3 separate regions of the Homo sapiens genome follow, and all the other regions are linked to region 3. Evidence: chromatin contacts called from ENCODE Hi-C data. All regions are on one chromosome and are shown on one strand. The core of a region is the stretch at or near the end of the contact, and the rest is flanking DNA. Distances in the headings are between cores, read along the strand shown. Region 1 overlaps GAB1 (GRB2 associated binding protein 1). Region 2 overlaps GAB1 (GRB2 associated binding protein 1). Region 3 overlaps FREM3 (FRAS1 related extracellular matrix 3).

The links. Hi-C counts contacts between places; a loop is a spot of excess contacts on that map. Pooled maps may share reads with other maps.
Region 1: a map with no recorded cell type shows a loop between it and region 3 (7-fold over the local background). The contact joins two enhancer-like sites. A Hi-C loop is called at or near these places in 3 of 37 single-sample maps with no recorded cell type and 4 of 50 pooled maps.
Region 2: a map with no recorded cell type shows a loop between it and region 3 (8-fold over the local background). The contact joins two enhancer-like sites. A Hi-C loop is called at or near these places in 3 of 37 single-sample maps with no recorded cell type and 4 of 50 pooled maps.

The regions. Positions count from the first base shown.
Region 1 is chr4:143,376,862-143,380,201 of GRCh38, forward strand. All of the region lies in intron 1 of GAB1 (GRB2 associated binding protein 1), which reads left to right. Among named protein-coding and RNA genes, the nearest start is that of MIR3139, 35 kb to the left of the region's middle. Within about 2 kb of position 1,955, at least 17 of the 41 ENCODE cell types and tissues checked have a DNase peak (open chromatin) inside an H3K27ac peak, as active enhancers do.
Region 2 is chr4:143,356,868-143,360,438 of GRCh38, forward strand. The region is part of intron 1 of GAB1 (GRB2 associated binding protein 1); the gene reads left to right. Among named protein-coding and RNA genes, the nearest start is that of MIR3139, 15 kb to the left of the region's middle. Within about 2 kb of position 2,269, at least 24 of the 41 ENCODE cell types and tissues checked have a DNase peak (open chromatin) inside an H3K27ac peak, as active enhancers do.
Region 3 is chr4:143,665,532-143,668,911 of GRCh38, forward strand. The region is part of intron 2 of FREM3 (FRAS1 related extracellular matrix 3); the gene reads right to left. Among named protein-coding and RNA genes, the nearest start is that of FREM3, 33 kb to the right of the region's middle. Within about 2 kb of position 2,085, at least 2 of the 41 ENCODE cell types and tissues checked have a DNase peak (open chromatin) inside an H3K27ac peak, as active enhancers do.

The DNA.
Region 1 (3,340 bases), core at 705-3,204, 290 kb before region 3:
GACTGAAATTAGGCAATTCAGAGTTTCTCATGCATGTAAGCTGCTTTTATTTTGATCCCTATCATTCTTAGTCTGTCTTTTCAAATATTCTACTGGAAGGACTGTTGTGAGTTGAGGGCAAAGGAGAAAATGGCAGGGTCTCGAGCCACCAGGCCTCATAATACCTGCTCTTTGAGGTAGAGTAAAAGCTAACTGATGAATGTTTTCCAGAATAATATTTAGATTTAGTCTGGTGGTTTTTTTTTTTTTCTTGTTTTGTTTGCTTTGGTTTAAGCTCAATACAGTCACATCTGAATTTACACAACAAAAATGTTTCCGAAAAGTTGTGGATGAATCCATTTTTAATAAGCCAAGTACTATAAAAAGCATCAGAAGAACTTGTTAACTGAACTTATCCTAATGTTCTGATCACCTGTTTCTTTTAATAGACATAGTGGTTGCAACAATGCTTTGATTAGTTCCTTTTTGGAAGCTGGCTTTTGTTGGGGGGAGGGTTTTTGTTTCTTGTATCTTAAACTTGACACCTTGATTCTCATTGAAAAAACTTTCAACCATGTATGGTTGGTGATTTGTTGAAATTTATAACTGAAAATCTGCCACTCTGCTTTTAGTATTTGAAATGCCTTGGCAGGGAGACGTTTTTCTCAGAACAGATCTTTTGGAGGACCTCAGGAAGTTAATTATTCTGGCAAGAAGTTCTTTTTGAACTTTTTTGGATCATTATGATATTATGCTAATTTATCTAAAAAATGGATTCTAAGTTGAATAACTGTATAGTCCTGGCAGATAAGAGCATGTCAGATGTCTTGGCACAGTTTGGGGACAGAGGGGACTTTCCCACTTCTTTATGTAATCCACCATCATAATGTGGGAGTTTTATGAAATTTCTTCTGTTATACAGAAATACTTAGCTTTTTAGGCCGTATGTGCTGCTCAGTGAAAACAAGCTCTGTGTATGTCTGTATATGTTTAAATGAAATGAAAAAGAGAAGTGAAATCCAAGAAATTTCTGGTTTGCAGTGGTGATTATTTTTAGCCACGTTCATGTGTTTTAAACAATCCCTTTTAGGTCTGTTGAATGTAGCTTGGAACAGAACGTCCCATAGAAATGATAGTATAGTACACGTGGTGGCAAAGTTTCCATATTAGCCCTCAAAGATTATTTAACTCATCATATACTCACACGCTTTGCCGTACAAGGGGCAATGATGTATAGCGTATAAAAACACTGTTTAATAATACTCAACCTACAGCAACTTTCAATACTAAGAATGAAATAAAATTGAAAAATTGTAAAAATGCATAAGGATAAATTTTGTTTCTCTGAAAAGGTTGCTTTTGAGGAAAAGTAGTTTTAAAGAGACTTGGTGGTGTGGTAGAAGAACTCCCAGCAGACCTGAAGATGTAGCAGATGTATAGCAGTTTGGGCATCTTGGACAAGTAAATCATACTCGCAAGCCTCAGTTTCTTTTAATGTCATGGGGATAGTTGTGTGGATCAGAGCAGAATTTGTGTGAAGGTGATTTGCAAACTGTAAAGTCCTATGCAAATATACAATATATGTTCTGGTTCTTTTCTTAATTATGAAAATCTTGTATCCTGGCCTTTTTCTTGACACTCATATATTAGTAACAAAAATCTTTATGCTTAGCAACAATTAGTAAGGTCCTATTTCGCTCACAAATACAATAAATGCATGTTATTTTGACCTACATGGATGATAGAAACATTTGCTTTTTTGTGACAGCCTATTGGAACTTCCAAAGTGTCTCTCTCTCTCTCTCTCTCTCTCTCTCTCTCTCTCTCTCTCTCGTTTTTCTAGTCTCTAAACCTCTCTTGTTTTTTCTTTGTCTGAGTATCTTTCTGAACCACCGTCTCAAGTTTCAGGTTATACGACAGAGCTCATACTCCAAGCCCTGGCCTCTCTCTGACCTTGTGCCTCTGGCCTGGGACAAGCTTCACACTGCCAGACTCTGCAGCTGACCCTTTGTATCTCCCAGTAGTCTGAGCAGCATTCATTTGCTCAAGGTCTCACCAGAGACCAAACAGGGGCAGCCTCTCTGGAGAGACCATGGCCTCCCAACAGTATTTTTGATGTCAGTGGCCTAGCCTTAGGCCCCGAAGCCAGGAACTAGATGTGATAGGGGCCAAATCCCCCAAACCCGAGGAGCTTTTCTGGTAGAAAATGTGTTATGAAAAAAAGGGGGACTCAGTGGCCATTGCAGACCAAAGCCTCATTCATTGAGGTGGGGTAGGGGTTGCTGGGGACTACAATTCAGAGTTATATATGTAACAGAGTTATGCATATAATTCAGCAAACAAAGAGGCAAGTTGAAAAGGGTTTATTAAAGTATTAATGTTTGTGTCAAATGTATAAAATTCAGGAAACAGGCAGAGCAATAACATTTAATGTTGGAAGAGGACTTAGAGATACAAAAAATAGAGTTTATTCATTCTGGAGCAGAGAAATCTTAAGCCGGATAGGTTAACTGATTTGCAAGTGTCTCCTGCCTTCCAATCCTGCATCCTTAAGGATATCCTTAAGATGATACATCTGGGTTTTGCGATGCTCTGTTCTCCAGGTACGGTTAGCAGTGATTTTGCATAACTATGTGCTGAGACCCTAGGATCTAACAAACTATAAAGGTTAGAAATGAAATATGAGGTAGCCTACTATATCAGCCACCTCTGATTCCCTTCTCCCACCACAGGGAGAATTAGATTGACCGGCTGATCGATTGCTTGATTGAGACAGGATCTTGCTCTGTCACCCAAGCTAGCCTGCAGTGATCTCCACTCACTGCAGCCTCGACCTCCTGGGCTCAAGTGATCTTCCCACCTCAGTCTCCTGAGTAGCTGGCACTACATGTGCACACCACAGTGCCCGGCTAATTTTTTGTATGTTTTGTAGAGACAGGATTTTGCCATGTTGCCCAGGCTGGCCTTGAACTCCTGGGCTCAAGCTATCCTGCCTTGGCCTCTCAAAGTGCTGGGATGACAGATGTGAGCCACTGTGCCTGGCCAGTAATATGTATTAAGTAAGGTAATTTGTAGGAGCTTAGAGAGAACCAGCAATATGACACAGTTTCTGCTCTTTTGGGGCTTACAATACAGTATTATATCATCAGAGGGGGTCCATTCTGAACCATACCTTGAATTAGGCATTAGCATACTAGATTCTAATTTTGTTTCTTCCATTGAATTTCTAACGTGGACCCTGGTTAAGTCTAAGAGATCATTTAAATCGTGGGCCTCAGTTTTTTTATTCATAAAATGAGAATATTGACATGGGCCTCAGTTTTTTTATTCATAAAATGAGAATATTGAATCTTGAAACCCT
Region 2 (3,571 bases), core at 1,019-3,518, 310 kb before region 3:
AGATTTTAGATGATGCTATTTAGAATACTTTCCATACCCTCTCAAAAGAACAACCTTTTTTGTGTGTGTTTTAATTCTGCAGAAATTTTGGACTTTCTCTTTCTACCACCTTTTTATATATCTTTAAAAGAGGTACCTTAGGACATGTCTCTGAAATACCTTTAGGTAATCTATCCTGGGTGGGTTTGAGTTTCTACTCAGCCTGTTTTTTTGTCTTTGCAGAATTTAGTCCTGAAGCTCTTTCTGTGAGTCTAGCTGGAGAACCTCTTCTGCAAACTTAATGTGTGAATACCAGTGGTTGGAACAGAACAGATAGGATAAACTAGGGTATCTGTAAACTCCTACCTAGTGGATGCCCAGATCATAAAGATGCCAGCCTGGTTCAACTCTATATAGTATAGACATTGTTTTTACAAGCCTTCAGTTTTGTGGCCTGACATCTGTATCTGTTCAGAAATACTTTTTTGACTTTGACACCTGTCTGGCTGAAACCACAACTTTGGACTCTAAAACTGGGCAAGGGAGGAGTCCATTGGAACCAGGGGTTATCAGATATTTTAATATACAGGGTTTTAAGGGTGAGAACATGAGGCAGCATACACTTAGCTCTCTAGTTTTCATTCTGGGGGACAGGTGAGGGGAGTATCAAAATCACCAGGGAACTCTTTGAAAATCATTCACCTTGATTATTTTTTTCCTGTTTACCTGTTGTGAAGGGTGGGTAGGGATGACAGTGTGATGAGGTGGCATTTGAATCTAGAATCTGCGGAAGCTGTGGGTGCTGACCACAGTGTGGTAGTTTCCATAGTTTGGGCCAATTTGCAACCTGTCTTGTACTTACCCTTTGGAATAGAAAGATACAGTCTCATGATGCCAACTCTCACCCCTCCTTAAGTGTGTATTTAGTAGTATTTCCAGGAAATGATTCCTTCTACCCTAAGGGCTTTTTCCTTTCCTTTATCTCTTCAAAGATGGTTCTTAAGACTTAGTTTTAAATCATATATATATATATATGAATTATCAGAAAGAGGGAAGAATAAATTTGAGCATTCCTATTTTTTTATACATGTTTTGTAAATCTCTCCTTTAGTGGAAGGGAAAGAGGATGCAACTATGCTGAGAAATGTGTCTGTTATATAAATTGCTATTTTAAAAAACCACTTTTAAAAACTAAGAACCTAGGAAAGAACTCCGGTACGTTAAACCAAGCCCTAAATTTTCAACAGACATTTTAATGATTATATATTTTATACGTTGTGTGTACGTGTGTGTATGCCTTAAAGTTTTTAGATTGAAGTTATTAAATTTCACCTGTCTTTTGTTGCTCTTAAATGATTTACATGTAATTTTGTCAGTGATTCTTACATGATCACCATCTACTCATAATTAATTGTATAGACACAATTTTAAGTTTCATAGCTTTTTTTCCAGTTGAATTGTAACAGCCTGTTTAAAAGACAAATTTATAGGCGATTGTAATCTTCATGAAGCAATGTGAGTTGATGAATACCTTTGAATGTTGTTTCGGTATTTTTCTTTTTTATTATAAAATGTTAAATATTTCATTTGTAGAGCTTCTCTCATGTCAATTTGTTGTATTTGACACAATAGGAATACTCATGCAGTGTTACCAGTTTCGTGATATGCGTTCAACATCTCTGAAGGTGGTGAATATAAAATCTGTTTTTCAAACAAGTACACACATGAAACTAAAACAATTTATTCAAGTCCTAAAACAACGTTAGTGAAACTTCAGTTCTGCCACTGTGCCCACATTTAAGCTGACAGCATGTGTGTGTGAGAAGAAGATACACATTACTGATAATCTCTTTAGAATGCATTAATATTTTCAGGCCCAAATATGAGTATTCAGTAGGTTCATCAGATTAAAAAAGCTAAATGAAATTTAAATATTGACTTGTATGTTTCCTTTAATTAATTTTGGTGACTTACTAATTGGTATTTGTGGGGATACGTAGAATTTTTTGAATTGGTGTTTGTATTCTCCATGTTTTAGTTATAAAGCACTATGAAGAGAAAGTGAATGAAGAGGCTGCCTTCAGGTGTAGTAAGGTTTAACTTCTATCCCGGTTCCAACTTGTCCTGCTGTCAGCTTGCTCCTTAGCTCCCTGGCTTATTTACATATTGTATAATCCAGACTGGCTTGTCCCGTTTGGTAGGTTGGTTATAAACTGCAGAGCTAAGTAAATGTGTGATAACATTTTAAATGGTATGAGAAGTTAAACAGTACTTAAGGAGTGATGTCGTAAAGAACCCCAGCTGTCAGGTGCCCCAGGGTTGGCCTCCTTTGGGGCCATTTCCGTTTTCTCTGAGTAACAGGAAATAAATGTGAAACTATAGTAAATTCTGGTCAGATGATGACCCCCTCATCCAGATGAGATGTAGCATGCTGGATCTGATACTGAAAATGTTTGATACTGAAAGTAGATTATTAACTATTTCCATTAATGAGTTTTGTACACAGGCAGAACAAATCAACAAAAAACCCACGGAAGCATTTTTATCTGTCTTTACCCAATATGAAAACAGTAAAGGCTAGACAAGTCCTGTTCTCCTCCTCCCTCGGTGTATAATGAGAGAACATTTCCATGTGCTTTGTGATGACCATTTCTAGTGGCTGCATGATACTGTGTCCAGTTGTAGGATTATTGGGTTTCCCAAAACATCACTGCTCTTCAGTGTTTAACATTATGAAAAGTTGTGCCTTATCCCCTGTGTGAGTGCTCTAAGCTCTCTGTAAGGCTGTGTGCCCTGGTCATTGTTGAGTATGTCCTTTTCATATTCATTTATAATCAGGCCAGCCAAAGATTGGAATCTAATGGTGGATGTCAAAGTCTTTCCTAGAGTACCTCTTCCTTCCCTACTGGGTCTCTCTGAGATTTTCAGGGGTTGCCAGTGGCAAAGGGTGTTTGTTAACCCCTAAAGTGATGGTGATGGTTTCTCCCTATTGTGTTATACTGTGCATTTGCTCCAATTTCAGGGTTCCTTGGTTCAAAGGAACGCTGGGGAACCCTAACTTTGAAGATCTCAATTTGACAGCAACCTGCCTTTTTCCATGAGTCACTGTTAGTTCAAAATACCCAAAAAGAGATTCTCATTTCTGTAGGTTGGGCAAGTTGCAGCCTGCTTGATTTTTTAGTGTCTTTGGTTTATAATGATTTTAGAGAGTAGAAGAGGAAATGGCTGTTTATTGTATGTTGCATAAAACTATATGGCCTTGTGCAAATGATCTAACTTTATATGAATCCTGGATTGAAGACAGATGTTTCTTTTGTATAAGTAGATTCACCACTCTGTGTCCTACTCTGAAATAATGAGGGGGAGAATAATCCCATATATATCACATCAATTTTAAAAAACCGGAATTCAAGAACTGGGAAATTTTTCAGTTTACATTCTCCTGATTCTGATTTTGTTTCTTACGTTATTTTTCTATTTTAAATTTGCTTTTATTATTTGAGATAAAAAATACTTTGTTTCCATTCTAAGTTTTGTTTTTTGAACTAAAGGTTAAAAAACCTGCATTCATGGAATTGTTGCCTTTTCAGTG
Region 3 (3,380 bases), core at 835-3,334:
AAGTTCTAGCTAGGTGTTTCTTTACATATTGAGGACAATCCTTTTCTGAATCCTAAACACTTAAGTTGGGCAAGTGGTTAAGGTATTTTCTCATTATAAAACACAAGATTTAAGTGAAATCCTATATAAAAGACACAGTAATGCTAACCATAATGAATTTTGAGATGTTTAAATTGAATACAGTTCTATGCAAGAGATACAAATTGTTTCCCCTCTGCCTTTTCAGAACTCCAGTAGAAGTTGATTGATTAAATCAACCATGTTTCAAGAACTATCTGGATTTCAAAGTGTACTCATCTAACTAGCCCTTGTGTTCTAGGATATCAAAGGCCTGATTTATCATAATTACCCACTGAAATGCATATTATGTTTTCTCAACATGTTTATTGTTAAAGATATTTCTTACACTATCAATCCAGCACATTTTGTTCTGAAAGCATTTTTCATTTTAGTAATCAGTCTAGCTTATCTGTACTAACCTTCTAAGATTATGCAAAGTCACTATTTTTATATTGATTGCTCTTCTTAGTTTCAGGCTTTAAATACCTGCCAGGGTTTTACAAACTTAAATTATTTTGTCTTAGATAAAATAGAAGATAGGTGCAGAGGTTCTTGAACATTTTTGTGCCATGGAGCGTGCTGGCAGTCTGGGAAAGCCTACAATCCCCTTCATAGAACAATGTTTCTACATGCATAAAAGAAAATGCATAGGATATGCAAAAACCAATTATATTACAACACAATTATTAGGATATTAAAAAAATTCTGCAACTGCTATGGAAAGCAGTTTGGCAGTTTCTAAAAAAGCTAAACATACAATTATTGAATGAGATACAGAAATTCTACACTTAGGTATATATCCAAGGGAACTGAAATCAGAGACTCAAAGATACTTGTATGCCAGTGTTCACTGCAGCATTTTTCACAATAGCCAAAAGGTGGAAACAACCCAAATGTCCATCAATAGATGAGTGGATAGACAAAATATGATATGTACATACAACGGAATATTATTCAGCGTAAAACAAAGTGATGATACATGTTAAAACATGGATAAACCTTTAAGACAATATGCTAAGTGAAATAAGCGAGACACAAATGGAAAAATATTGTATGATTCCACTTATGTGAAATATCTAGAAAGGTAAATTCATAGAGACATAAAGTGGATTAGAGGTTACCAGAGGCTGGAGAAAGGGGGAGTATTACTGTTTAATAAATAAAGGGTTTCTGTTTGGAGTGATGGAAGGTTGTGAAAACAGTAATGATAGTTGCATAACATTGTAAATATAATTGATGCCACTGAATTGTATACCTAAGAATGGTTAAAATTACAAAATTTATGTTATATATATTTTACCACAATGTAAAAAAATGTATAATATACTAAAAACCATTGAATTATAGACTTTAAATGGGCAAATTGTATGGTATATGAATTATATCTCAAGAAAACTGTTAAACAATTTTTAATAAAATTATTACCAAAATTTAAAGTAATAATGGCTGTGAAGAGTATTTTGACATCTCTGCAATACCTGTAATTTGATAATAAAGTATCTGTAATTTGATATTTCTAATAGTTGCGAAGTCACAAGTAATGCTAGTAGTATTTTTGTTACCAACATATATTTTATTGGAGGAATACTGTATTTTATGTGGAAGTTACTAAAAATTAACAGAAAATTTAAATTCAATTTCACCACTATATTCTATATACAGATCTCTTAAATTAAGATCTATAGATTTATTCTACTGAAAATAAACTACTTAAGGAAAAAATTGATTTGTCTTTTCTCTCTTTAATTTATCTGCATAAATAATTTTGCCAACTGAGAATCTAATGCTGGGCAGTGTTTATTAAATTAACATTTCATATTAAATCAAACTACTTTAAAAAAAAAGGAACTGGGAAATCTATTACAAGTCTTGCCTCAAATAATCGTTGAACTCCAACATTATATCAGTCGCTTAAAAAGACTAGAAAATCATTGTCTCAGGAAACTCATTTTTTTTTCTCCCAGTTCCTTGCCAACTGGCACACATTCTGCTTTGTTTTAATCAGAGGAAGTAGAGACCACATGCCATTTTCAATCCATCATAACTTTTTCAGTTGAGTAACTCAACTGGCTCTCCTAAGCAAGAATGCTTCCAGCTGTAATCCTGCCAGCACTACAAAATGTCTGCCCGGAGTAGGGCTTAGTGCCTTCCCCGATAATTAAAGAGGATGTCTAGCTCCTTGAAACTCATTGTGTGAATGAAACATTTTCCCTAGCTAGTCTCAAAGGGAATTCAATTTCCCTCTCTTTAGTAGGATTTTCTTAGCAGAGTTTTCTGATGTTCTTAGCTTTTTTTGAGTAAACATCATAACAAGGCATTCTGTTTCAGAGAATTTGTACTTATAAAAATAACAAATTCCACACCTTCTTCAGTGCATTTATTAGATATGACTATAGTCAGATATAATAAAAGTTGCTTATTATAACTTACAGAAATTACTTTTAAAATAAAATTGTTATCTTATGCAAACACTTTTTAGTAAATAGATGAAAGTGTTTTATATTTTCTAAACACTATTTAGCAGAATGAAAGATAAGGCATAAGTAATGTAAATAAAGTCACAGGTGGAGTATTACTACAGGGCTGGAAAGTGACTCAAGAACCGATGAACATGATGAGTATCCAGAGCTTATTCTACAAGCTGGGTCAAAGAAATAAAAAGCAAATGAAGAGAAGGTGGAAGCAGAGGTAGAAAGAAGAAAAAAGTAAAAGCAAAGAACTGGAACCTCAATGGCATCACTAACAATGATCTGAGGCCCTAAACCTTCCTCTGCTTTTGCCACACTGCATAACAATACATTCCTGTATTCACTTTCTCAAACAACTGCCAAAAAATAGAAGCAAAAGCAGAAACTTCTGTTTGCATGTCTATATCTAATAACACACCCAATGAATAAAACACTGTGTTCCTTGATCACTTGATTAGCGCATCCCTCACCCTTAATGTTGGCTTGTTTGGCTTCAATTCATGAAAGGGCTGAAATTTTATTGCCACTGACTTTCCAGTTTGGTGCTATTGCTAGGGCATGGGCCTCTGAAAACCTGACACGGTTAGATACCAGGTGTGCCTTTCATGTTTTACTATATGGTCTTCTAATGAGGCCAGGGTTTGATATCCACCCCATGCTTCATACATATATTTTGTTTCTCTGCCAATTTCTCATAAACACAGGCTGAAGAAAAGTGTGCAAGTGGACATAAGCATAGTCACTCCTACTTTTTTGTAAATTACTTTAGAAAAACCCGAATCATTCTCATACATGGAGACAACCCAGTATATCTGTGCCTTGATAGGGAATTGTAAGCAAATTGCTCAGAAG